2 separate regions of the Homo sapiens genome follow, and region 2 is linked to region 1. A link is an interaction called in ENCODE POLR2A ChIA-PET data of the cell type or tissue named here. Cell type or tissue: GM12878. All regions are shown on one strand. Links, peaks and the distances in the headings refer to the core of each region. The heading gives the core; the rest is flanking DNA.

Evidence for each region. Peaks named below come from ENCODE experiments on the same cell type or tissue, not always from the same donor. Only the 100,000 strongest peaks of a DNase experiment are listed, where the experiment ranks them.
Region 2: POLR2A ChIA-PET joins it to region 1 with 11 read pairs; 4 of 35 experiments call an interaction of 5 or more read pairs at or near these places.

The regions. Positions count from the first base shown.
Region 1 is chr1:116,433,416-116,449,405 of GRCh38, reverse strand. All of the region lies in intron 2 of LINC01762 (long intergenic non-protein coding RNA 1762), which reads left to right. Among named protein-coding and RNA genes, the nearest start is that of ATP1A1-AS1, 23 kb to the right of the region's middle. RefSeq lists a silencer at 6,237-6,438. In GM12878, for the core only: no CTCF peak of the experiment used is centred there; no DNase peak of the experiment used is centred there.
Region 2 is chr1:116,385,287-116,394,781 of GRCh38, reverse strand. ATP1A1 (ATPase Na+/K+ transporting subunit alpha 1) reads right to left here. Exons shown (of 23, transcript NM_000701.8): 4 at 7,291-7,494; 5 at 6,538-6,651; 6 at 6,010-6,144; 7 at 5,763-5,880; 8 at 5,075-5,343; 9 at 4,371-4,569; 10 at 3,891-4,000; 11 at 1,794-1,928; 12 at 1,059-1,251. It overlaps ATP1A1-AS1 (ATP1A1 antisense RNA 1), which reads left to right. Exons shown (of 3, transcript NR_027646.1): 3 at 1,756-1,917. Among named protein-coding and RNA genes, the nearest start is that of ATP1A1, 17 kb to the right of the region's middle. RefSeq lists an enhancer at 4,497-4,556. In GM12878, for the core only: no CTCF peak of the experiment used is centred there; no DNase peak of the experiment used is centred there; H3K27ac peaks cover 1,761 bases.

The DNA.
Region 1 (15,990 bases), core at 3,343-11,342:
ACTGAGACCTGGAGTTTATGGTTCCAAGCCCAGAGCTCTTTTCACCACACCAGAGCTACTTCAGACTTAGTTATATTCGTGTACACTGAGTTATAGGTGGCCATTGTCCCAGCAGCTGGTCTTGCTAGTTAGAAAGAGAGGGAAAAAGCCTGGGGTACCTGCAGGAAGTGGGACCTGAGGCGACACAGGGAGGACTGAAGGTAGAGGAGGATGCAGGTAGGGAGTGGCATTCCAGTTGCCAAGTGGTGAGTCTGCTTTTAGCTCTGAAGTGGCCACAGGAACCCCTCCTAGTCCTATAAGCCCTTAAAAAATTTTTTTGTTATTGTTATGATTCGCCTGGAGCAGTGAAATGTTTTCTCCAGCTAAGCAATAATAGAAGACAGTGAGGAGATGCCAACTCGGTGATCCCATGGGAAGCCTTCTGGACTGTGGCGTTTACACAAGAGATGAGATCAGAGGAGCGGCTACCGGCTTGGTGGACTGAGAGCCCAGCTGAGCACCCCAGGAGCTGCAGAGGCCAGATCCCCAGCTGTGGGGGCACAGGCAATCCTTCTCAGGCACAAGAGGGACAGTAAGGGAGACTGTTTACATTTCTTGCCCTGGTTGGTTAAAAACAGCTCAGTAGCACCATATCGTGTATTCTTGATAAGAAGAAAGATAAAAGGAGCAAGTGCCATTGCACCCAAGCTCATGCTTTCTTCCTCTCTTTGCTCCTTCATTCAGTCCTTCTCATCTATTGAGCATGTGGGAGAATGCTGGCAGGTGCTGGGGATTCTCAGATCCTGTACTCAAGTAGCTCCCAGTTTAGATGGAGAGGCAGACATGTCAATAAAGGAATTGTAATTCAGAGTGTTAAATACCCGAAAAGAAGATAGAACTAGGCAGAGCAGCAACAGGAAAGGAGCAGAATTAACTCTAAGGGAGGTATCCACAAAGGCTTCCTGGAGGAAGTGTCATCTGAACTGGTTGTACAAAAACTGCACATGTCATGAGTGCACAGTTGATCAATTTTCAAAAACTGGAGTAAAACTGTGTAACTAGCACCCAGATCAAGAAACATGACTAGCACCTGCCACCCTCATCAAGGGGTAACCATTCTCCTGACTACTAAAGCATAGGTTAGTTTTGCCTGTTTTGAACTTTATATAAGTGGAAAAATTCTGCAAAAACTCTTTGGTGTCTGAGCTGGAGCTGAAAGGACAAATGGGAATTTTTCAGGGGATAAGTTAGAAGAGGCCATTGTGGGAAGAAGGGGAAGTATAGTTACATGTTGCTTAATGATGGGACACATTCTGAGAAATACGTCATTAGGCGATTTTATCATTGTGTGAACATCATAGAATACACTTAGACAAACTTCGACGGTATAGCCTTCTACACACCTAGGCTACCCACAAATACTTAACCACTGTGCTACAATTGCCTACAGTATTTGGTATCATAACACAACAGTATTCTGAAAGGTACAACTTGAGTCTGTGAGCATTGCCATGCTGAATACTGTAGGCAATTGTAATGCAATGGGATTTGTGTAGCTAAACATACCTAAACAAAGAAAATGTACAGTAAGAATATGGTATAAAAGATAAAAAATGGTGCCCTTACATAGAGCACTTACCATGAATGGAGCTTGCAGGACTGGAAGTTGCCGTGGGCAGGTCAGTGAGTGTGTGGTGTGTGAATGTGAAGACCTAGGACATTACAGTACTGTAGACTTTATAAACACTGTACACTTAGGCTCCACTACATTTATTTAAGAAATATTTTTTCTTCAATAATAAATTAACCTTAGCTTACTGTTATGTTTTACTTTATAAACTTTTACATTTTTAAAAAACCTTGACTCTTTTGTAGTAACACTTAGCCTTAAAACACGAATACATTGTACAGCTATATAAAAATATTTTCTTTCTTTATATCCTTATTGCATAAGTTTTTCTATTAATTTTTTTAACTTTTTAAACCCTTTTATCAAAAGTATAGACGCAGCACACATATTAGCCTAGGCCTAGACAGGGTCAGGATCATCAATATCACTCTCTCCCACCTCCACATCTTGTCCCACTGGAAGGTATTCAGGGGCAATAACAGGCCTGGAGCCGTCATCTCCTATAAGGCAATGCCTTCTTCTGCAATCCCTCCTGAAGGACCTGCCTGGGGCTGTTTTACAGTTAACCTTCTTTTTTTTAAATAAATAGAAGGAATACACTCTAACAATAAAACATACAGTATTGTAAATACATAAACTAGTAACATAATCATTTTTATCATTATCAAGTATTATGCACTCTATGTAGTTATATGGACTATTCTTCTATACAACTGGCAATGTGGTATGCTTGTTTATACCCTATAAAGGTTAACTCAAAGGGAAGCTCAAAATATCCTGTGTTAAGACTTAGATACTAGGAATTTTTGTTTTTTCCCTTTGATGAGCTGACGGCCCTTAGCTGTCAATGGCCTCCCCAAACTCACTTTTACCATTTGAACCCAATGACATGGCATGTTGTGTCATGCATCATGCATCACCACAAACATATGAGTAATGCATTGAACTTAGCATGGCTATGTCATCGCTAGGGGATAGGAATTTTTCTATCTATTATAATCTTATGGGACCCCCATCGTATATATGTTCCATCATTGACCCAAACATCATGTGATGCATGACTGTATCTTAAAGCAGAGAGGTGAAATAACATCATGTGTGTGAACACTGTTGGCTTTCAGCACTGTTGGGCCACAAAATTCCATAAACTGTTAGGAAAGAGGCATGAAATGAAATAGGATTGGAAGGCAGGGGGAGCAGGATCACGGAGAGCCTTCTATGCCAGGTAAAGGAGTTGGGCTGTGAGCCTGGAAACCTGTGATTTCCAAACCTGGCCGGCCATTGAAGTCACCTGGGCATCTGTTAAGGCCTACAGGTCCCAGGACCTACTGTCCGCAATTTGAGATTTCCAAAGTTCCTCCAAGTTTATGCCCAAGAACCCAAAAGCAAATGCAACAAAAACAAAAATAAATAGATGGGACCCAATTAAACTAAAAAGCTTCTTCACAGCAAAAGAAATAACCAGCAGAGTAAACAGACAACCCACAGAGTGGGAGAAATTATTTGTAAACTATGCATCCAACAAAGGACTAATATCCAGAATCTATAAGGAACTCAAACAAATCAGCAAGAAAAAAACAGATAATCCCATCAAAAAGTGGGCAAAAGATGTGAATAGACAGTTCTCAAAAGATGTACAAATGGCCAAAAAGCATATAAAAAATGCTCAACATCACTAATTATCAGGGAAATGCAAATTAAAACCACAATGAGAGGGCAATCTTAAGGATAAATAAAAAGTAAAAATCAGGCACACAACTAATTAATAAGATTCAAACTGGATCATGTGTCTCACTGCAAACCAAAATTTAGAGAGATAAGTTTCCTCATCTTCATATGAAGAAACTGAGGCTATGAGTAGTTTGGACCCAAGATTGAATAGCAATCAAATGTCAAAATTCAGATGGATAGAAATTGGCCTTTTTCTGCAGCTCTGTTCTGTGACTATGCACAGCCAGCCACTGAAGGAAGCCCAGCATGTTTTGACTATGACCTGTGGCTCCATATGTACTTGTTGGGATTGGGCTGGAGGTCACGCCCAGGGTCAGGTGCAGCTAGGGGTATTGCTTTGATGAAGAGTCTTCTACAGGTCACAACAGGGCAGGGGAGGACTGGCTATTCTTTCTAGAACTTTTGCCCACATACACATCAGGCTGTTAGGGGTGCAGCCTTGAGCTTGGATACTGGCTTAATCTTCTCATGTGTTGAGTTGGTCTGGGGAAAAAAAATCTAGAAATGGAGTAAGAAAAAGCTAGCACAGATTCCTTTAGCAATGTGTGGCCAGCAAGTTAAGCAGATGTGCTTTGAGACAGAAGAGATGTCAAAGAAGAAACTAGATCCGCCTGACACTCAGAGGAATCTTTAGCCTGCCCCTCTCTCAGTTTGCTCGTTTTATGGCCCTCAGAACACTGAAAGAATTACTTGGGCATCTGGAACACAAGGTTTCCCAAAGGAACTTATTACAGGGTTTTTGGAGCATGTATTAAAGATGAGACAAGTGACTGGATTAACCAAAGCAAAGGGATTGAGGTCAGGTAGGATGGCAGGCACACAGGGCAACTTTTAATAACCATAGTGCCAACCTCCCGCTTCCAAAAGGGCCAGGTCTCCTAGTCCAAACTCAAAGGCTGGGGCCACCTTGTAGAGGAACAGGAGGGCATGATGGCCCCACATGCCCCGTCCCAGGGTGCCCTTTCTTGCCTCTGCCTGCTTCTGGGTAAGGCCTTCTCTTGGTCACATTACAGCAGGTCACGGAGGACACACTGAACCCTCTTGCTCTCCAACCCTCATCTCAACTGACTCCTGAAAAAATGATTTCTCTCAGCACACTCTGAGCAGTTAGGATGTGTAAAGGGAGTGTAAGTCCTGAAGAAAAGCCCAATCGAATGACTTGAAGCCAAAAGGATGGCAGTCCAAATGTCTACATCATCTGAACTGGACAAGTCTGACATCAAGCCCAGAGTTGGGACCGCTGTAGCTTCCGCTTTGAAGTGGTTATTGCTGAGCAGTGACTCAGGGAGGCAACGGAGAGTGGAGGGAGAAAGAGGCAAGGCAGCCAGGATCTGGTCTCCCTTGTCCTCACAAATCCAGCACCAAAGTGACATCAGTGGGGCTGGGGCTGGGCTGGGCCTGGGTTGGGCCTAAGACTGTGGCTGACTGCACACCCCTACGCACTAGGGATGAGCTTCCACTCACATTCTCCGGCTGTGCATTGGCCAAATGGGTCTCATCCACATGAGTTGCATCCTCTGGCTCCATCACTTCCCTCCTAGTACTTTCTGGTAGAAGCCCCAGGTTCTTCTGAGCAAGGCTGCCCTTGTTCTATCTGGACTGAGGTGTGAGGAGGCGGTAGGGGAACCCAGTTTGAGTCTCATCTTGGACTTCCACATCCCCTGGTCCTTCCGGGGGACCCACGTCAAACTATGTCCCCAACTTCATCACATGGAGGTGAGTGGCAGGGGAAGGTCTTCATGTGTTTCCTAGTTCATCAACATCATTTTTACTATAAGCACAAGGCATCTTTTTATACTCTCCATCCATCTTGTTATTGGACAAATAGGACCAGTGGATGAAGCTCTTGTGGGAGCTTTCACTCTGAGATGCACAAAGCTGATGTGCATCTCAAGAAAGAAATGACAAAATAAACATTGAATTCTACATGTATCTCATAAAGAATAAAAATAATTCACCGACATTCTGCACATTTTTCAAAGCAAAGGGCTACCCTGAGGACACACATGACCTGCACTGTCGGGTTGCTCCTGTGTGCACTGAGTGGCTTTCCGCAGAGAAAAGCAGAGGGCCCTTGTGTGTGGGCTTCTAGTGGCATGTGAGAAACTGTCCAGAATTCACAGAGAAGAAAGAGAATGGGCAGCGGGATACATCAATAATATAATAGCTGAGAATTGTTCAGTACTGAACAAAAATAAGTAAAGTGATTGAGAAAAAGAATAGTTGTTTTTGTCTATTTCTCGTTGCAATTAAATAGAGAAAATAATAATAATAATAATAAAAGGATGGGTAGACTGAGGTATAAAGGACAATTATGAGTGCTAAATGGCTGAGGGCTTCCTTGCTTGGAAGAAAATGGGCAGAGAATGGTGCGCCTGCTGTAGTAAGTAACCTCCGAGATGTGGCTGGCAACAGGACATCCACTTCCAGGAGTCTCATAAGCAGAGCTCCAGCTGGAACACAAGTACAACAGAAGGTACCTTTGGAGACAGGGAAATATGAATGCCATTGAAACACAATCAAGCCCATGAGCATGGGTGACATTCCTGTGTCCCTGGGAGTCCAGTGGCACTGGGTTTGCCTCAGAACTAGCAGGAGACATTTTTCTCCCCAGGAGCCAGGAGCAGAAAAAGCTGGTGCTAAAAGGAATACTACCAAGCATGTGAATTTTCTTGGGGAGCTTTTTTATTCATCAGTTGTTCCCTCTCTAGACCCTCATCCCCTGGCTCTTCTACACATCTGATGGGGGCCAAATTCATGCTGGACTTCATTCCTCCTGGTTACCTGTCAGAGTTGTACATCAATCTGATAAATGAAAACCTCCAGGAGTCAGCTGATCATGGTCCTTGAGCATACTGCAGTAGAGGGAGAGAGACAGAACTGGTTCTAAGTGCAGAGAAGTGGAAGAAATGGATACAATACAGCAAACAGGGCCAGGTGTGGTGGCTCATGACTATAATCCCCGGACTTTGGGAGACTGAAGAGGGCAGATCCCTTGAGGATCAAGAATCAGAAAGTTGGCTGGGCGTGGTAGCTCACGCCTGTAATCCCAGCACTTTGAGAGGCCAAGGTGGGCAGATCACTTGAGGTCAGGAGTTTGAGAAAAGCCTGGTCGACATGGTGAAACCCTGTCTGTACTAAAAATACAAAAATTAACCGGGTGTGGTAATGCGCCCCTGTAATCCCAGCTACTGGGGAGGCTGAGGCAGGAGAATCCCTTGAACCTAGGAGGCAGAGGTTACTGTGAGATCCCTCCACTGCACTCCAGCCTGGGCAACAGAGTGAGAACTCTGTCTCAAAAAAAAAAAAAAAAAAAAAGAAAAAGAAAAGAAAAAAGAAAGAAAAGAAAAAAAAGGGCAAAAGACTCAAATGGACACTTCCCCAAAGAGGACATATAGATGGCAATTAAGCACATGAAAAGCTGTTAAACGGAATTAGCTATTAGGGAAATGCAAATTAAACCACAATGAAATACTATTACACATTTGTTAATACGGATAAAATAAAAATAAAATGAAAATACGAAATATAAGCAAGGATGTGGAGTAACAGAAAATGTCATATGCTGCTAGTGGGAATGAAAAATGATGTAGCCATTCTGGAAAACAGTTTAGCAGTTTCTTATAAAGTTTAAGCATAAATTTATTGTACAAGTCAGTAATTCTGCTGCTGGGTATTTACTTTAGAGAAATGAAAATTTGTGTTCCTACAAAAACCTGTACAAAAATATTTATAGCAGTTCTATTCATAGTCTCCCAAACTGGAAACAACCAAAATTTCCTTCAACAGATGCACATATAAACAAACTGGAATATACAGTGGACTACTCAGCAGTAAAAAGGAATAAACTATTAATACATGCAACAACATAGATGAATCTCAAATGCATTATGCTGAGTGCAAGAAACCAGTCTCAAAGGCTGCATAGTGACTCTGTTTCCAGGAAGAAAAAGATATGCTTTTCTCCACTCCTCAAGATAAGTAGCCTAGAAATCATATATAAAACAAGCATAAGAAAACTGAGGGGTTCAAAGAGCTAAAAGCAGAACTACCATTCAACCCAGCAATCCCATTACTGGGTATATACCCAGAGAAATATAAAGCATTCTACCATAAAAACTCATGCTCGCAAATGTTCATTGCAGTAATATTCATAATAGCAGAGACATGGAATCAACCTAAATGCCCGTCAATGACAGATTGGATAAAGCAAATGTGATACATATCCACCATGGAATACTGTGCAGCCATAAAAAAGAACAAGATGATGTCTTTTGTGGGAACATGGACGGAGTTGGAGGCCATTATCCTTAGCAAACTAATGCAGGAACAGAAAAACAGAAAACCAAATGCCACATGTTCTCATTTATAAGTGAAAGCTAAATGATTAGAACTCATGAACGCAAACAAGGGAACAGCAAACACTGGGGTCTATTTGAGGGTAGAAGGTGGGAGGAGCAGAAATGATAACTATTGGGTATTGGGCTTAATACCTCAATGATAAAGTAATCTGTACAACAAACCCCTGTGACACTAGTTCACCTATGTAACAAACCTTCGCATGTAACCCCAAACCTAAAACAAAAGTTAAGAAAAAAGAAAGAAAAGAAAATCGAGGGTTGAGAGAAGAAGGCAGACCAGCTAGCGACCTTAGGATTTGAGGAACAACAAGGGGTTGAACTTCCTGTGGTATTTTTTTGTTTTATGTTGTTGTTGTTGTTTGCCTTATATACCCAAAAATGGGTGCTCAAGAAACTGGCAATCTGGAAATGCTGATGAATGCAGACAAAAAAAAGCTCCAACAAAAGTCTTTTCTCTCTAGCCAGACAACTAAGGAAAGGGCATCTTGACCAAACAGAAACATTTTAGAAATTAACTGCTTTACTGGTGACAACCATTGTGAAAAAAAAAAACAAAAAAGCAAAAAACTTGTAACCTCCATACCAGCAATGATCAAATGTGGAACCTAAACATTTAACAGGCTGCAAGAAGTTGCCTGTCCTGCTCCCCATTGGGGTAGCGTCAGGACTCACAGAGAGTCAGGGCTTTTCATCATTACACAGAGTAAAGAGCCATTCACCCCCATGGTGCCTGTGGTGGCCATGTGGAGATCAGTAAGAAGCAACCCTACCTCACCGAGCCAGGAGGTTGTCAGTGGAGGCACAGTGGAGACTTAGAACTCCCATCCCGGCCCAGCAGTGATAAGGAGCCCCAATCTCAGGTGTCAGTGGAGGCCAAGTGAAGAGCCTGGTCTTCCATCTCCACCTCGCTGTAATAAAATAGTGTCTCTCTCCCATTTTCCTGCCCCAGCAGTGTCAGAGAAAGTCTGTTAAAATAGAAGACTTAAGTAAGATCCTGAATCTCATAACTTATACCCCAAATGTCCGGGTTTCAATAGAAAATTATTTATCATACCAAGAACCATGAAGATCTCAAACTGAATAAAAAGAAAATGATCATCGGATGCCAACACCAAGATGACAGAAATGTTAGAATTATCTAACCAGGATTTTAAAGGAGCCATCATTAAAAAGCAATTATGAACATTCTTAAAACAAATGAAAACAGAAAGTAGTAAAGAAATAGAAAGTATAAAGAAGAACCAAATGAAAATTTGAGAATGAAAAAATACAATAATGAAAGTAACAAGCTCAATGGGCTCAATAAGAAAATGAAGGAAAAAGAGGAAAAAATCATCGAATCTGAAGATAGAGCAATTACCCAAATTACCATCAATGTGAACAACAGAGAGAAAAAACACTGAGAAAAAAATGAATAGTCTCTGCACTTGTGGGGCCATAACAAAAAAAAAACACATTTTGTCATTGGAGTGAAGAAGAGATAAAGGGCAGAGCTGAAAAAGCACTGAAAAAACAATAGTTGAAAATTTCCCAAATTTGGCAAAATACCAAAAAAACCCTATAGATTTTTAAAGCAGATTCTAAAAGTTTTATCCAAATAGGATAAAACCAGAGAAACTTATGTCAAGACATATGTTGAGCAAACTTCAGAAAATTAAAAACAAAGAAAAAAGTCTTCAATGCAAAGAGAAAAATAATACTTTACTCATAAGAGAAAATAATTCAAATAACAGTGGATTTCTTATCGGAAACCATGGAGGCAAAAGGAAGTGGCACAACATTTTTCAAGTGTTGAAACATGTTAACTCAGAATCCTATATCCAAGGAAAACATCCTCAGGAATGAAGGGGAAATGAAAACATGCTCAGTGAACATGAAGTCAAACTAAGAAAAGTTATCACTAGCAGACCTACTCTAACAGAATGGCTAGACAAAGTTTTCTAACAGAAGGAAATGATAAAAGACAGAATCTTGGAATGGCAGGAAGAACAAAAAAAACATGGTAATCAAAAATATGGGTAAAGATTCCTCGAGTATTTTAGATTTTGTTTGATAATTGAAGTAAAAATTATAATACTGTCTTAGGTGGTTCTAAATGTGAAAAGGAAATATTTAAGAAAATTATAATAAGGAGAGGATAAAAAGGCATAAAGGGAGGCTAAGGTTTCTACACCTCATATGTACTGATAAAATGATGGTGTGTCACAGGAGTAGAATTTTTAAAAAGTGATGGCAGCAGTAGACTATGATGTGGACATATAACACAATACCAAAAGAAACTATTGAAAAAGCTATATAAGGAGATATAGACTGGGCACGGTGCCTCATGCCTATAATCCCAGCACTTTGGGAGGCCGAGGAGGGTGGATCACTTGAGGTCAGGAGTTTGAGACCAGCCTGGCCAACATGATGAAACCCTGCCTCTACTAAAAATACAAAAATTAGCCAGGTGTGGTGGACTCCTGTAATCCCAGCTACTCAGGAGCCTAAGACAGGAGAATCACTTGAACCCAAGAGGTGGAGGCTGCAGTGAGCCGAGATCATGCTACTGTACTCCAGCCTGGGTGACAAAGCAACACTCCATCTAAAAAACAAACACACAAACAAACAAAACAAAACAAAAACACAAAGATCTAATCAGCATTTATAGAATACTGTGCCTAACAACAGCAGAATATGCATACGTTTTTTCAATTTTCAGTGTAACATATCCCAAAATAGATCAGATCCAGGGCCATAAAATAAACTTCAACAAATTTAAAAGAAATCATACAGAGTGTGTTCTCCTGACCACAATAAACTCAAGTTAGTGATCAATAACAGAAAGAAAATGGAAAAAATGACCAAACACTTAGAAACTAAATAACTTCTAAATAATACATAAATCAAAGAGAAAGTCTCAGAGAAATTAAAAATTACATTGAACTAAATGTAAATGAAAATGCAACAAAATTTTTGTGGGACACAGCTAAAGCAGTGCTGAGAGTAAAATGTATAGCACTAAATGCATACTCTAGAAAAAGGAGGAAAGTGTCAAAACAATAATCTAAACTCCCGTCTCAGGAACATAGAGAAGAAGAAAAAAATTAGCCCAAAGCAAGCAGAAGGAAGAAAATCATAAAATTAACCACAGAAATAATGAAATTTAAAACAGAAAAACAGTAGAGGAAATCAATGAAACAAAAAGTTGATCCTTTGAAAGATCAATAAAATCAACAAACCTCTCTAGCAAGACTGACAAAAAAGGAGTGAAGACACAAATTATTAATATCAGGTATGAAACAGGGCATATCACTACAGACCATGGAGGCATCAAATGGTTAATAAAAAAAGATAGTATGAACAACTCTACACACACAAATTTGACAAGTTACATGAAATGGACAAATCTATTCAAAAATACAAACTACTACAACTCACCCAATATGAAATAGATCATTTGCATAGCCCAAAGCTACTAAATAAATGGAATTAATTGGTAGTGAAAAAACGCCTAACAAAGAAATCTTCAGGCTTAAATGGTGTCTTTGGAGAATAAAAAAGAATAAAGAAGAATTTACTTCAATTCTACAAAATATTTTCCAGAAAATAAAATAGGAAGGAACCCACCCCAATTTATTTCATCAAGCTGGTATTACCTGCATACCAAAACCAGACAAAGACAGTACAAAAAAAGAATATTACAGAACAATATCTTTCATGAATACAGATGCAAAATTTCTAAGAAAATAGGAAATAGAACTTAGCAATATATAAAAAGAAGTATTCTGTTGCTAAATAGAATTTAGCAATATATAAAAAGTCACCAATTAGAGTTCATTCCCGAAATATAAGGCTGGCGCAATCAATGTAATTCACTATGTTAACAGACTAAAAAAGAAGGAGAAAAATTAGATGATCATATCAACTGATGTAAAAGAAAAAGCATTCAACAAAATTAAATGCCTATTCATGATAAAAAGTTTTTTTGAAAAACAATAATAGAAAGAAACTTCAACTTGATAAAAAGCATCTACGAAAAACTTGCAGCTAACATTATACCTAATTGTAAAGACTGAATACTTTGTTCCTAATATCAGCAACAAAACAAGGATGTGTGCTCTCATCACTCTTATTCAACATAGTGCTGGAAGTTCTGGCCAGTTTAATCAGGCAAGAAAAGAGAATAAAAGGCATATAGATCAGAAAGGAATAAATAAAACTGTTTCTATTTCAGATGAAATGCTTATTTGCCTAGAAATGACATGGCATCCACAAAAAAACATCCAAAACTAATCAATTAATTCAGCAATGTAACGGTACGAGACAAACATACAAAAATCAGTCATACATCTATATACTAGCAGTGAAGACTTGAACACTACAATTAAAAATACAATATCATGTACAATAGCCTTAAAAAAATAAATACTTAGGTAAGTCTAACAAAATGTACAAAACTTAAATTCAGAAAATCACATGACGTTGATGAAAGAAATCATCTAAATAAATGCAGAGACATGCCATGTTCATGAATTGGAAATTTTGTATATATATATATATATATATATATATATATATATATATATATATAAATATAAAATATACATTTCCTATATATATGTATTTCCTATATATATTTCTAATATATATATATTTCCTATATATATATTTCTAATATATATATATTTCCTATATATATATTTCTAATATATATATATTTCCTATATATATATTTCTAATATATATATATTTCCTATATATATTTCTAATATATATATATTTCCTATATATATTTCCTACATATATATTCAGAAAACCCATCTCCTGCACAACATGAATTGGAAAATTTAACAAAGATGTCAATTTCTCCCAAATTGATATACACTTATTGCGATACAATTATCTCTCGATATTTTCAGGAAATTGGCTCCAGGACACCCTCCTCCATACCAAAATCCTTGGATGCTCAAGTCCCTCAATAAAAAGGCATGGTATTTGCATAAAACCTAAGCACAGCCTCCCATATACTTTAAATCATCTTTAGATTACTTATAATACCTAATACAATTAAATGTATGTAAATAGTTGATATGTTGTATTGTTATTTGTATTTTTTATTGTTGCATTGTTATTTTTTATTTAAAAAATATTTTGATCCTTGGTTGGTTGAATCTACAGATGTGAAACCAATTGATACAGAGGATCGGCAGTACCTATCCAAACCCTGATAAGATTTTTGCAGACATGGATAGAATCATTCTAAGATCTATGTGAAAAGGCAAAGGAACTAGACTAGCTAAAATATTTTGGAAAAAATAAATAAAGTGAAAGGAAACCATCTGCCACATTTTAAGACTTACTGTACTGCTACAGTGATCAAGTCTTTGTGGTATTGGCAAAGTAATAGACACATAGACCGATTGAATGGAATACAGAAACCAGAAATAGACCCACACAAATATGCCAAACTGATTTCTTTTGGTCACAGCTTTACTGGGATATAGTTCACACACCATACAACTCACCTACTTAAAATGTAAAACCCAGTGGTTTTTAATATATTCAGAGTCATGCTACCATCACCACAATCAATATTAGACCACTTTTATTACCCCCCAAAGAACTTTGTACCCTTTATCAGTGACCCATACTTTTCTGCAACTTCCCCCATAGCCCTAGACCAACCACTAGTCTATTTTCTGCCTCAATAAATGTGCCTATTCTGGACATTTTATGCCCAACTGACTTTAACAAGAGTCAAGAGCAACTGCATAGAGAAAGGAAAGCCTTTCAACAAATGATGCTGTCACCAATGGACACCTATAGGCACCTATAATCAATCAATCAACCAACCAACCAACCAACCAACTAAATAACCAATATTGGCCTAAGTCTCACACCCTTAAGCAAAAGTTAACTCAAAATAGATCATGGACTTAAATGTAAAACACAAAAATATAAAACTTTTACCCCAAAACTAGGAGAAAATCTTTGAGGTCTACAGCTAGGCAAAGAGTTTTCAGACTTAATACCAAAAACATAATCATGAAAGAAAAAATGATAAGTTGGACTTAATGAAAATTTAAAATTTTTGTTCTATAAAAGCTCCTGTTAAAACGATGAAAAGACAAGCTACAGAATGGAGGAAAATATTTACAAATCACATATGCAGCAAATGATTAGTATCTAGAATATATAAAGAACTCTCAAAACTCAACAATAAAAAAGCAAATAATCCAATTAGATCATGGGCAAAAGACATAAACAGACATTTCACTGAAAAAGATATACAAATGGTAAATAGCACATCAAAAGTTGTTCAACATCATCAGCCATTAGGGAAAAGAAAATTAAGATGACAATTTTATCACCACACACCTATCAGAATGGCTAAAAACAAATCGTGGTAACATTAAATGCTGATGATGATGTAGAGAAACTGGACTACTCACATATTGCTGGCAGGAAAGTAAAAAATGTTACAACCAATCTGAAAATGATTTGTCAGTTTCTTTAAAAACTAAACATGTAACTACCGTATGACCCAGCAATTACACTCCTGGGCAATTATCCCAGAGAAATGAAGACAAATGTTCATACAAAATCCTGTAGACTAATGTTTACAATAGCTTTATTCATGGTAGCCAAAACCTGGAAACAGCCCAGATATCCTTCAATGGGTGAATGGTTAAACAAACTCTGGTACATCCACACTGCAGAATAATACTCAGCAGGAAAAAGGAATGACCGATAATACAGACAATAATCTAGATGCATTTCCAGAGAATTATGCTGAGTGAAAAAATCCTATCACAAAAGGTTACATACAGTATGATTCCTTAAATATGGCATTCTCGAAATGACAAGACTTTAGAAATGGAGACTAGATTAGTGATTGCCAGGGATTAAGGAGTCGGTGGGGGTGGAAAGGAAGTGAGTGTGGGAATAAAAGGACAATGAGGAATCCTTGTGCTGTTGGAAATATTCTATATCTCAACCTTATAGTTTTGCAATATCATTAAGGGAAATTGGGTAAAGTGCGCATAGAATCTCTGTATTATTCTTTACCACTGCATAACCTACATTTATCTCAAAATTAAAAGTTGAAGGTAAAAAAAGATTACATACTGAATTATTCCATTTATAGGACATTCTTGAAAAAAATAAAACTATGGAGATGGAGAACAGATCAGTGGTTATTAGGGGTTAGGAGAGCTTCTTTTCTATGATTTTGCAGTCTGAAGTTGCCATACCTGGAAGCAGAACCCAAGTCTTCTAATTTCTGAGAGCATGATCTCAAAAAGCCAGGGAAGATGGCCGTTTTAGTATCCAAGGGACATTTTTGTCCATCTAGAGAAAGAAGCATTTCACAAGGTAACTGATCATTCGGGAGTCCCACAGTGTGGTTAAGCAGGACAGCAATAAACATCCTTGGGTGTTTCCTGTCTCCTGCTTTTGGCTTGGGCAAGGAAAGCCATTTGCTTTGGAAACCAGTCAGAATCAAGCCTAGTGAGAATTAAGTCTACCTTCATCAAGAACCCATCTCCCTCAGGCTTCTCCAGGAGGTGATCTAGGTCCTTTGGTGGGGGCTGATGTAACTGCCAGACTGTGGGGCAGCTTAACGCTCCTACCAGATGACACTGCTGTCAGGGGCAGGAGCCCTGGGTCCCAGTGATGGCCCTATCGCTTACTCCATCACCTCTCCAATAAAAAGCAGGGGACAGACTTGCTCTTGGGCCCTTTCAGCTCCTGTGTTCTGAGATTCTGACAGCTGAGATCTCTGAGGCCTGCAGCTACCTGGGGCCCACTGTAAGCACCCCAAGGGCAGGGCTGGGGCTGGCCCCCCACTCTGTGCTCAGAGACAAGTGAAGGCACAGCTACAGCAAAGAGTGGGTAACAGGGAATGCCGTGTCATCTGATCCTTAGCTGATTAATCCTTTGAAAACGCACTCTGAGGACATGTTCGTGAAGGACGTCACTGAGGTGGGGGAAGAATGCAGCCTGTTGTCTGGGCCCAGGACACAAAGGCCTGTCTGTTTGCACGTGGGCACTCCTGATCCAGGCCGGATCAGCTGCTCTTGTTTCCTCCTTCGCCATCACAATACAACTACAGAGTTACAGTCTGCCCTTCAACCCCCGCCCCAGGAGAACTGGGCAATGGGATTTCTGCCCACTGGGTGCCCGCTGAGCACAGCCAGTAATACCAGCCTCCCGGCCCACTTGGCTCCTAGTGAGTGTAGAATTTCAATAGCCTGCTGCTCCCTGCCCTCATTTACTGCCCTCTCTTATCTTCCCTTTCTCTCACCC
Region 2 (9,495 bases), core at 577-8,576, 52 kb after region 1:
TAAGTTATTTGGATTTGGCAAATCATGGAATTATCTGCCTCAGCTGCCTTCTCTGGAAACATCAAGGCCATACCTCTGCTCTCTTGTTCATTTAACTGAAACATATTACTGAGCACCAATGTGGGACATCATGCTAGCTACTTTTGAGGATAAGTACAGATCAGATGCATTCTGCCCAGGGGGTTTATCATCTAGTATAGTAAATACAAGAATCAAGATAATGTAAGACATTCTTTTCAATGTTGTATGACGTTACAATGATCTTTAACGTGCCATGTGGACTCAAAAGAAGAGAGACTGCTTCCACTTTGGGGTGGTGGAAGTAGGGAAGTGAAAAACACTTAAAGAGAAGATAGCAATCCTTCGGTTGGATAGACACATACGAAAGATACCATGAGTTAGATTTACCCAAGTTAAGAAGAATAGGAAGCATTATATAAATAATGAATGTAGTATCTGTCAACCTACAAAGTATTATAAATGCCACTTTCCCAAATACATTAGACAATGGGTAAAGTGAACTTCTCAGCCTCAGTAGCTGTCAGGGTAGAAAAAAATAGGTAGCATCTTAGACTAAAAGTTTACCGTTAGTCTAGTTTCTAAGCTGAGCACATAAGTGCTCATGTAAATTCACACCCATTCCAAGGCAGTCAGGAAATAGTATGTCTAACTTAGACACACTAAGAATTAATTAACTTTAATTAGGCTTATAAGTCATGTCCACAGCAACAAAGGTTAGATAAGAAAGATATTCTTCCACCATTTTTTTTTTTAAACAAACAGAACTGACTAGCATGAGACCAAAGGTCTAAGTACAAGTCAGAAGCAAACCATCAGGACGTTGTTTCTCACAGCCCAATACGCTGAACATTTCTTCAGCACTTATTGTTTTCAAAATAATAGGGGGCAAATAAACAAATAGGAGGATTGCCCCTAAAAGATGTAGAGGAAGGTCAACAAGACATAGAGGTTCATAGGATCACTTGTTAACTGTCTACCAGACTAGGTTACTGGATAAAAACGTGCCCAGGCACTCTGTTACCAGGTTATCTGCATACCTAGGACTCGTTCTCCGAGGCCCCCCAGCTCCAAATAGGCGTTCTGAAAGGCGTCTTTCAGCTCCTCATCCAGGGGCTGCTCCTTGCCGTGGAGGAGGATAGAGCTGCAACGGTCTAGGATCCTTTCTGGGGCGCCCTTCATCACCAACAGGTGTTGGGGCTCCGATGTGTTGGGGTTCTTATGAATAGACAACTGTGAAGGATTGTTGAGACATAAACATTGGATGGTTGGATGTGTGGCAGTCCATGGTGGAAAACAAAGCTTCACTTACTATTTAGTATTTGCTATAAAAGACCCAAGATCCCTTCTTTCTGAACTCTGAAGTATCTTACACCTGTAACATACTTTGAATGCTACAGAAAAAAAAAAAAATGAGCACTATGATATATTCATAAATTCCTGACATTTGTTCACATTAAAAAAGAACATACGAAATTTCAGAACACAGGGATTGGGGAACACTTGTGTACACATACCTCCAGCCACCTCCCCACATGCCCACACCCACCCCAAACCACAAGTATTCAAAAGGGCTCAACAGTGTTTTGCAAGAGGCTTCATTTATCCTGCTGATATTCAACTAAATTATGGCATTCTATGGTAATCAAGGGCAAAATTTAAAGCTAAAGCTTATAAAACTCCAAAGGGAGAATATTTCCTCTTCCTGCTCATGTACCTCCCCTCTTTGTCCCCCAGCTTGCCCTCGCCCTCCGTGTACCCATCGATCTTCAGACCTGGTACTTGTTGGTGGAGTTGAAGGGTATCTCGACGATTTTGGCGTATCTTTCTCTCATCTCCTTCACGGAACCACAGCACAGCTCTATGCACTTTAAGAGTGCTGACTCAGAGGCATCTCCTGCAACTGCCCGCTGTGAACAGAGACATCATCTGTAAATTATCTCCAAAAAATTTCACTGAGGCATCACTAAAAAACAGGAAAAATAACTCAAGACACATTCCAATCTTGTCAGAGGTAGCAGAGGATGGGCAAGAAGGAAGCAGCGGTGTTAAGTGGGACAGGAGTCCCTCTAGCCCCGACCACTGCTGTTCACAGTGCTTCAGACTCAAACCCCAACGTCCTTCCCCACCCCACAGCAGCTTCTAGTGAAAGAAGGGTGTGGGAAGGTGTCACCTTCCCTAGAAGAGGTATTAACACACCCTTCCAACCTACTGCAGTCTATTTCTATCTTCCCCTGGCCTACTGAAAAGTCTCAAAGCCAATGCTATTCCCAACTACCTACTTCTGGTTACTTATCTGAAAATACCAAGTGAGAGATTAAACATTTATAGCACCTTTCATTACCGTAGAATTCGTAAGAAAATGCTTAAGGTCTCAGGACTGGGGACAAGCTGCCTGTGTCAAGGGCAAAGTAGAAGACTGTGCATTCTAATCATAACTGTGCAAAATTAACTGGGCCTGAAGGATGTGAACTGAAAGCTATTACCAACTCCAACAGTAATAAAATCGAACCACGTAACATTTTAGTTAAAGCCCATGCTTCAGTGACACACATATTTTCTATGATACATGATGACACACTTATATTTTGACATACTGAAAGCATTTTCAGTTGTAAACAAATTTTATATAGGTAAACCTTTTAGAACCTTAACATGTAAGGCTGCATATGCAGATGAACAGATCAATGCTCAGAAGTATAGCAGCTCCACAGAGCAAGAAAGTTGGCTGGGTTTGGAAAGAAACACAAAATAAGTGGGGGACATTTTAAATAAAAGCCACTTATTTTAATAAAAGCCATTTTTAATAAAAGCAGAATAGGGCTGCTTCTCCCTCCCCGCTTTTTAGTAATAATGCCATCAACATGGCCGAACTCCAGAAATACTTGGAATACAGCTTCTGCTACCTTTCTGGGGTTTTTTAATCAGGAAAGATTTGATACTTGTGGGACCTGATGCTCAAAGCCTAGAACATTTCCACTTTGAGGTAAAGAAAAACATGAAACATTTATCTCAAGTTTTATCCTCAAGATACACAACATTATCCTCAAATCAACATCAATTCAATGCCAAGAAAATCTCCTTTGCAGAATAAATGAACCCTATCCTCATCACAGAAGGCATCTGAGTTACATCCAAGCCATATTCCCTTTGGCAACTTAGTTTATACCCACAACTACTACAGGCAGCTTCACAGAGAATGTGGGACCCAGAGAGCCTCACATAGCTTTCTTCTCCTACAGGACTTTGTACAATTCATGATCCTTCTGAGACTGCATCTTCACTTGGGCAGCATAGTAAAATCTCAATCATTTCAAACTGCATCAGAATTCCACAGGCTAAGGCTGGGCTTATTTTGGCCTGGAGCTTATTTTTACATCATTAGTAAACAAGCTAAGAACCAATAAGATAAGATAAGCTGAGCTATTTCAGGAAAATAAATGGCTTAAAGGAGTTACTGGAATCTACTGTATCCTAATATGCAAATACGATTATGGAGTCACTGCAGCCCTCAGCTCTCACTGTCCACTAGGTTAGGTGATAACATATAAACTCAAGAGTAGTAAAAGCAGATGAATTAGGTTTTTCACCAATAAAGACTGTCTTCCGTCTCCTCCCCTCCCACTTTGGTCAGATTTTTACTGCATCTTCCCTTTTTAATCAACCTATATGGAGCAGGGGGTCCTATAATACATCAGGATCTACAGGCAACACAATGTAAGTTACACACAGCAAAGTACTGCACAGACCACTCCAGGTGTTCTACAGTGAACAGTCACACAGACCACAAAGGTAATTTGCTACTTTTAACACTCAAATGGCAGTTCTCATGTGCTGTCTACATCCCTCCATTAGTTAACTCTTGAGCATACCTTAAGAATAGGTAGGTTTTCCTGGTTAGCCTGAAACACTGCCCTGTTACAAAGACCTGCAATTCTGGACAGAGCAAGCCAGGTAGCTGAAGTCTTGTCAAAAGAGACACCTGATGGAGGCAAGAAAACACAACAGAACAACAATGCATTAACTTCAAAGGCTGTGTTCTCAGTTCTCCTATTAAAGTCCCATAGAAATCTGCAGTGATACATCTCATTTCCCAATTAATGAAACCAATCACATTTTAGGCATTCTTCAGTCACGTTTGTAGGGCAATTTAAAGTTTCTACTGACATGCAAAAAATCAATATCCCATACCCTTGACTCTTCACTAAATGATAAAAAAAAAAAAAACAAAAAAGAAAGAAAAAGCTGCCATGAGCTTAAAAAAAAAAAAGAAATTTCATGCAATTTCTTAAAAGAAAAAAAACCAAGCGAAGTCAGCAGGTGGCTGAGGTGTGTGGTAACCCTGGCCTTACCACTCTGATTCTCTGTCGTATCAGCTTCATGGATTTGATTGTCAAACCACATGTGGGCCACTGTCATCCGGTTCTGAGTCAGAGTTCCAGTTTTATCAGAGCAGATGGTGGACGTGGACCCCAAGGTCTCCACAGCTTCTAAGTTCTTCACTAAGCAGTTTTTCCTTGCCATGCGTTTGGCAGTAAGTGTCAGACAGACCTAAAAAATATTAGGAAGATTATTACTTCACTCAACCAGGCTGGAATTCTATACAGATTCTTGCTATATCCTAATGTGGAAGAAATTTGTCTAAAATTAAATCTCTCCAACCTTCTTCTGAAGTTTGAAGAAATAATAAGGGGAACCCATACATGAGGCTTCCCCTTCCTTCCAGAAAAGCAATCTATTAAGAAAAATAATAACAGGATTCTACCATATTCTATCCCCCTACTTGATCCCAAGTTCTTCTCCTTTCTCCACTGCACTGTTCAGGACCACGTGATAATTTAAAAGCAAAATGTATGCTTTGGGGTTATCTTACGTATAAACAAATGCTGAGGTTTTCTCACTGTCAAAATTCACCACGTGATGTGGCTCTCAAGAAGAACTATATCAAACATCCAGAATAAAACATAAGTTGGCAATACCTTAGAATAGGATAGCGGAAGAGTGTAACATTCGTGCAAGCTGATCTGAGTCAGGGTGACCATCACCTGCCTCTTACCGTGACAGTGGCCAGCAAACCTTCCGGCACATTGGCTACGATGATACCGATGAGGAAGATGACAGCCTCAAGCCAGGTGTACTCAAGGATGAGAGAAAGGATGAAGAAAGACACACCCAGGAACACAGCCACACCCGTGATGATGTGGATAAAATGTTCAATTTCTGCAGCAATGGGGGTCTGGCCTCCTTCCAGCCCAGAAGCAAGTGTGGCAATTCTTCCCATCACAGTGCGATCCCCAGTGTAGACAACAATACCACGTGCGGTGCCTTAAAAAGAAGGGGAGGGAGAACTGTACCTAATTGTATCTAACCTGAAGGAAGCCACGGATTTTACACAATTACATAGGATGACTAAAAAAACAAAAAGAGTTGATAAAAGCACTTTTTAAGGGCCAGCTCTTTGGCTGTACATGCTGTTTGGCAAAGGGACTTCTCTCCAGTAGCAGGACAGCAGCTCCAACACCCATGCCAGACTGGTGTTGTTGACAGAAGAGGCAGGGTGGAGGTGGAGGGAAGGGAAACTGCCACAAGGTTTCCTGCCAGCTAGGAAAACACCTCTGCTCTGTGCTTGACACAAGTTCTCAGAAATGGAGCCAATAAAACAAGAGATTGTGCCTATGGTTTTGATTTTGTTAATGCCCAAGAGAAATACCACGCCATGCTCAAAGTGCCCAAAAATGGCCTACCTTCAACACAATTGGTTGAAAAGAAGGCAATGTTCCTCGTCTCCAGGGGGTTTTCATTTGTGAAATCTGGAGACCTAGTCTGGGGTTCTGATTCACCAGTGAGCGAGGAGTTATCCACCTATATGTGAGGAAAAGAAGAAAAATGTCATGTGAATACACCAGCCTTATCATGGGCTACTGTACCCCTCAAATCAAGCTGCCCGAACAGCAGAGCTAGCTATGAGGTTTGTTAAAATAAAAGAGCTACCTTGCAGCCATTTGCAGATATGATTCTGAGGTCAGCAGGAATTCGGTCTCCTCCTTTTACTTCCACCAGATCCCCAACCACAACTTCCTCCGCATTTATGCTCATTTTCTCACCATTTCGAATCACAAGGGCTTGCTTTGGAAAAGAAACAATTTACACCGTTAGTATACCAACAAAGAGAAGGTAGTGTCCAAAACAAGAAAATAAAAATAGTCATAATCCTAATTACCTGAATACAAAACAAAGATATTATTCACTTTTTTATTTACACAAGTTACAAAAGCTTGCTCGCCAGTTTAAGAGATATTGCTGTTACATGGTGTGCCTGTATTCAGAGTTTACATTCAAAAGAAAGGCTACCACTTTTTGGATAGAAGGAAAATAGGTTGGTTTTGGGTGGGGTAGAAGACATCCATCTCTCTGATGAGTCATGTAATACTTGGAAAACCTTAACTTCACACTAATTCACAGGCTGACATGCTTGGGGCTGTCAAGTCATCCACTGGGGAAGGACAAAGCGTCTGGTACCTGAGGGACCATGTTTTTGAAGGATTCCATGATCTTTGAACTTTTAGCTTCTTGATAGTAGGAGAAGCAACCAGTTATGATTACAACGGCTGATAGCACCACACCCAGGTACAGCTGGAAGGGAAAAGACAAGTTAGGGCCCGTGGCTCTACACAATAATTAGGGACATTCAATTAATTTTTTGACTGAATAAAAAACAGATTTTTAATAGAGAAACCAAGATTTCAGAAATATAGAACTCATGTTTTCTTATTTATCCTTCTAAAGACCACACAGGAAGGGTCAGAAATGGAGTCAGGCACACCAACACTTGATCACTAACTGGACGTTTGGAAAGGTTCTAGATGCATCAGTTTCTCCTGCTTTATAAAACAAAGATTGTTTTTCAACCAACTTGTGGATTTTGAAGAATGGCCACCAAGCATTTCTGGACAGGTGGATGTGCCAACATGAATCGCTGTGCTCTGCCATCCAGTGGGTGGCGGCCGGGGCCTGAGCAGAGCTGCCTGCTCACAGCAGCACATGCAGGTGGGCATCCCACTTGTAAGAGCATCTACAACGTGGGTGGTAGAGAGAGGAAATGGAAACGAAGGAAGAATGGATGAGCCTTGAAGGCAACAGCTGTTCATAACCATTAAGTAATGAGTTCATAACCATTAAGTAATGAGTGGTAATTGAGAAGAAGTGGGAGACAAAGACGGAGAAGATATCTGATGTGTACTACAAATCCATATGCTGAATTACAGAACTCACATTATCGTTTTGAGGTTCCTCTTCTGTAGCAGCTTGGATGCTATAAGCCAAGAAACAAAGAATCGCTCCAATCCACAGTAACATTGAGAACCCCCCAAAGAGCTGCCGACAAAACTTGATCCATTCAGGAGTAGTGGGAGGGGGAGTGAGGGCGTTGGGACCATCTCGCGCCAGGATCTCAGCTGCACGAGCAGATGTTAATCCCTGAGAAGCAGTGGAATATAAATAAGGCAAACTGTACCAGCACTTACAAGGCAATATACCTACCTGGTAGCTGGACGGTTGCAATAAGGATTTAAGGAAGAAACAAAATGTCCCAAGCTAGAGAGCCAAGGTAAAACCTAGCAAATTCCTCCATGAATAATTCTGCTGATGAGCCAGTCCCCACAGGGTTCAGGCAAACAATAGGCCCAAGGAACTCATAACACCCAGATTAAAACTCTTTAAATTGATCCATCAATAAATTTGAATTCAGCCTGGTTTCTTCTAAGTTTTAGATCAAGGGATTAATGCCAAATTGCATTTCTGCCAAAAAGGTATCTATTTTCACAAATCCATTCAGTTTTGCAAATTAAGAGCTTTGGGTTTTCTGTGTATTGATTTTGTCGGGAGGGGAAAAAAAACCCCTCTACAAACATCAAAGGAGAAAAAAACTTCCTGTAGAAATCCTTTGGGTTAACAGCCAAGTTTTAAATATACAGCTTGATTCTTTGCTTGTCTGGCAGGGAAGGGCTCACCTCCATGTGCATTTTAGCCACCTCCCAATAAACCTGTTGACTGAAAAGTACTCACTGGAAAAAACCACTCTACTAAAGCCTGCTATTTTTCTAATGGGCCTTAAACCCAAGATTCACTGACAGCAGGCAATTACATATAAGCTCTCATTAAGAGAGGAAAATATGATCACTTTTATACTCTCAAAATAACAAGTCAAAAAAAAAATAAAATATTTTTGTCTAAAGTATCTATTTATCTGTGTTTTGTGCTCATGTTACCAAACATTTGAGTGCTATCTACATGCCAGGAACTGAATTCAGTGCTTTAATTAACTTGTTTAATTCTCATGACAATCCTTTTTTAGGCATTATTAACCTCATTTTATAAGTAAAGAAATAGACCCGCAGCATTTGAGTAATGGGCATAGGTCGGAGAGAGCACACTTCATTAAGACTCTAATAAAAACTTAAGTGAGATGTGAAGTGGCTAGAGACTGCCTGGCACAAAGTAAGCACAGAGTCACTGTTGGCATGTTGTTCTGAGCTGACTCGAGGCCTCCTCTTGGAGCTTAAAGTGCTTGTGTCAAGAAAAACGCTCTCAACCTTGTTCTTCTCTCCTTTTTTTTTTTTTTTTTTTTTTTTTTTTTTTGAGATGGAGTTTCACTCTTGTTGTCCAGGCTGGAGTGCAATGGCACAACCTTGGCTCACTGCAACCTCCACCTCCCAGGTTTAAGCAGTTCTCCTGCCTCAGCCTCCCGAGTAGCTGGGATTACAGGCATGCACCACCATGCCAGGCTAATTTTGTATTTTTAGTAGAGACGGGGTTTCTCCATGTTGGTCAGGCTGGTGTCGAACTCCTGACCTCAGGTGATCCACCAGTCTCAGCCTCCCAAAGTGCTGAGATTACAGGCATGAGCCACCGCACCCGGCCTCTTCTCTACTCTTACACCCCAACAATCAACACAGAAGATGACTTCTGTGAGCAAAGGTGTGGCGGTTTCTCCCCACCACCAAGGTTTCCTCCAATTCAATTCCAACACTATCTACCTGGAAAATCAGAAAAGTGGAACAAGATTAGAGTCCTGCCTTGCGACAGGTGAAAAGGAGGGCAGGAGAGAGATCCTGTTTCTTGAAGCCTGCCACTGAGGTCTAACACACCCAACATTATAACAAACGACTGTAATAAGGGCTATGGGAGTTATGAACCAGGAACTGTGGACAAAAACCAATATATATCAGAATACCACAGTACCCATGTCTCTTGATGCCTTACTGAAAAAATGCTACATATTGGCTTGCTATTCAAGTTATTCCCAGACATTTCAGTGATTATCTGGAAATAAGACATCCCTAGACTATTTACTTTTATAACATTTGTTACACATTTAATATCAAAATCCTCTACATAACAAGGATACATAACGCCTATTTTATGAAAAGGTTTCTTTAATTTTTGTACAAAACAATTTCCAACTAAATGATAGAATAA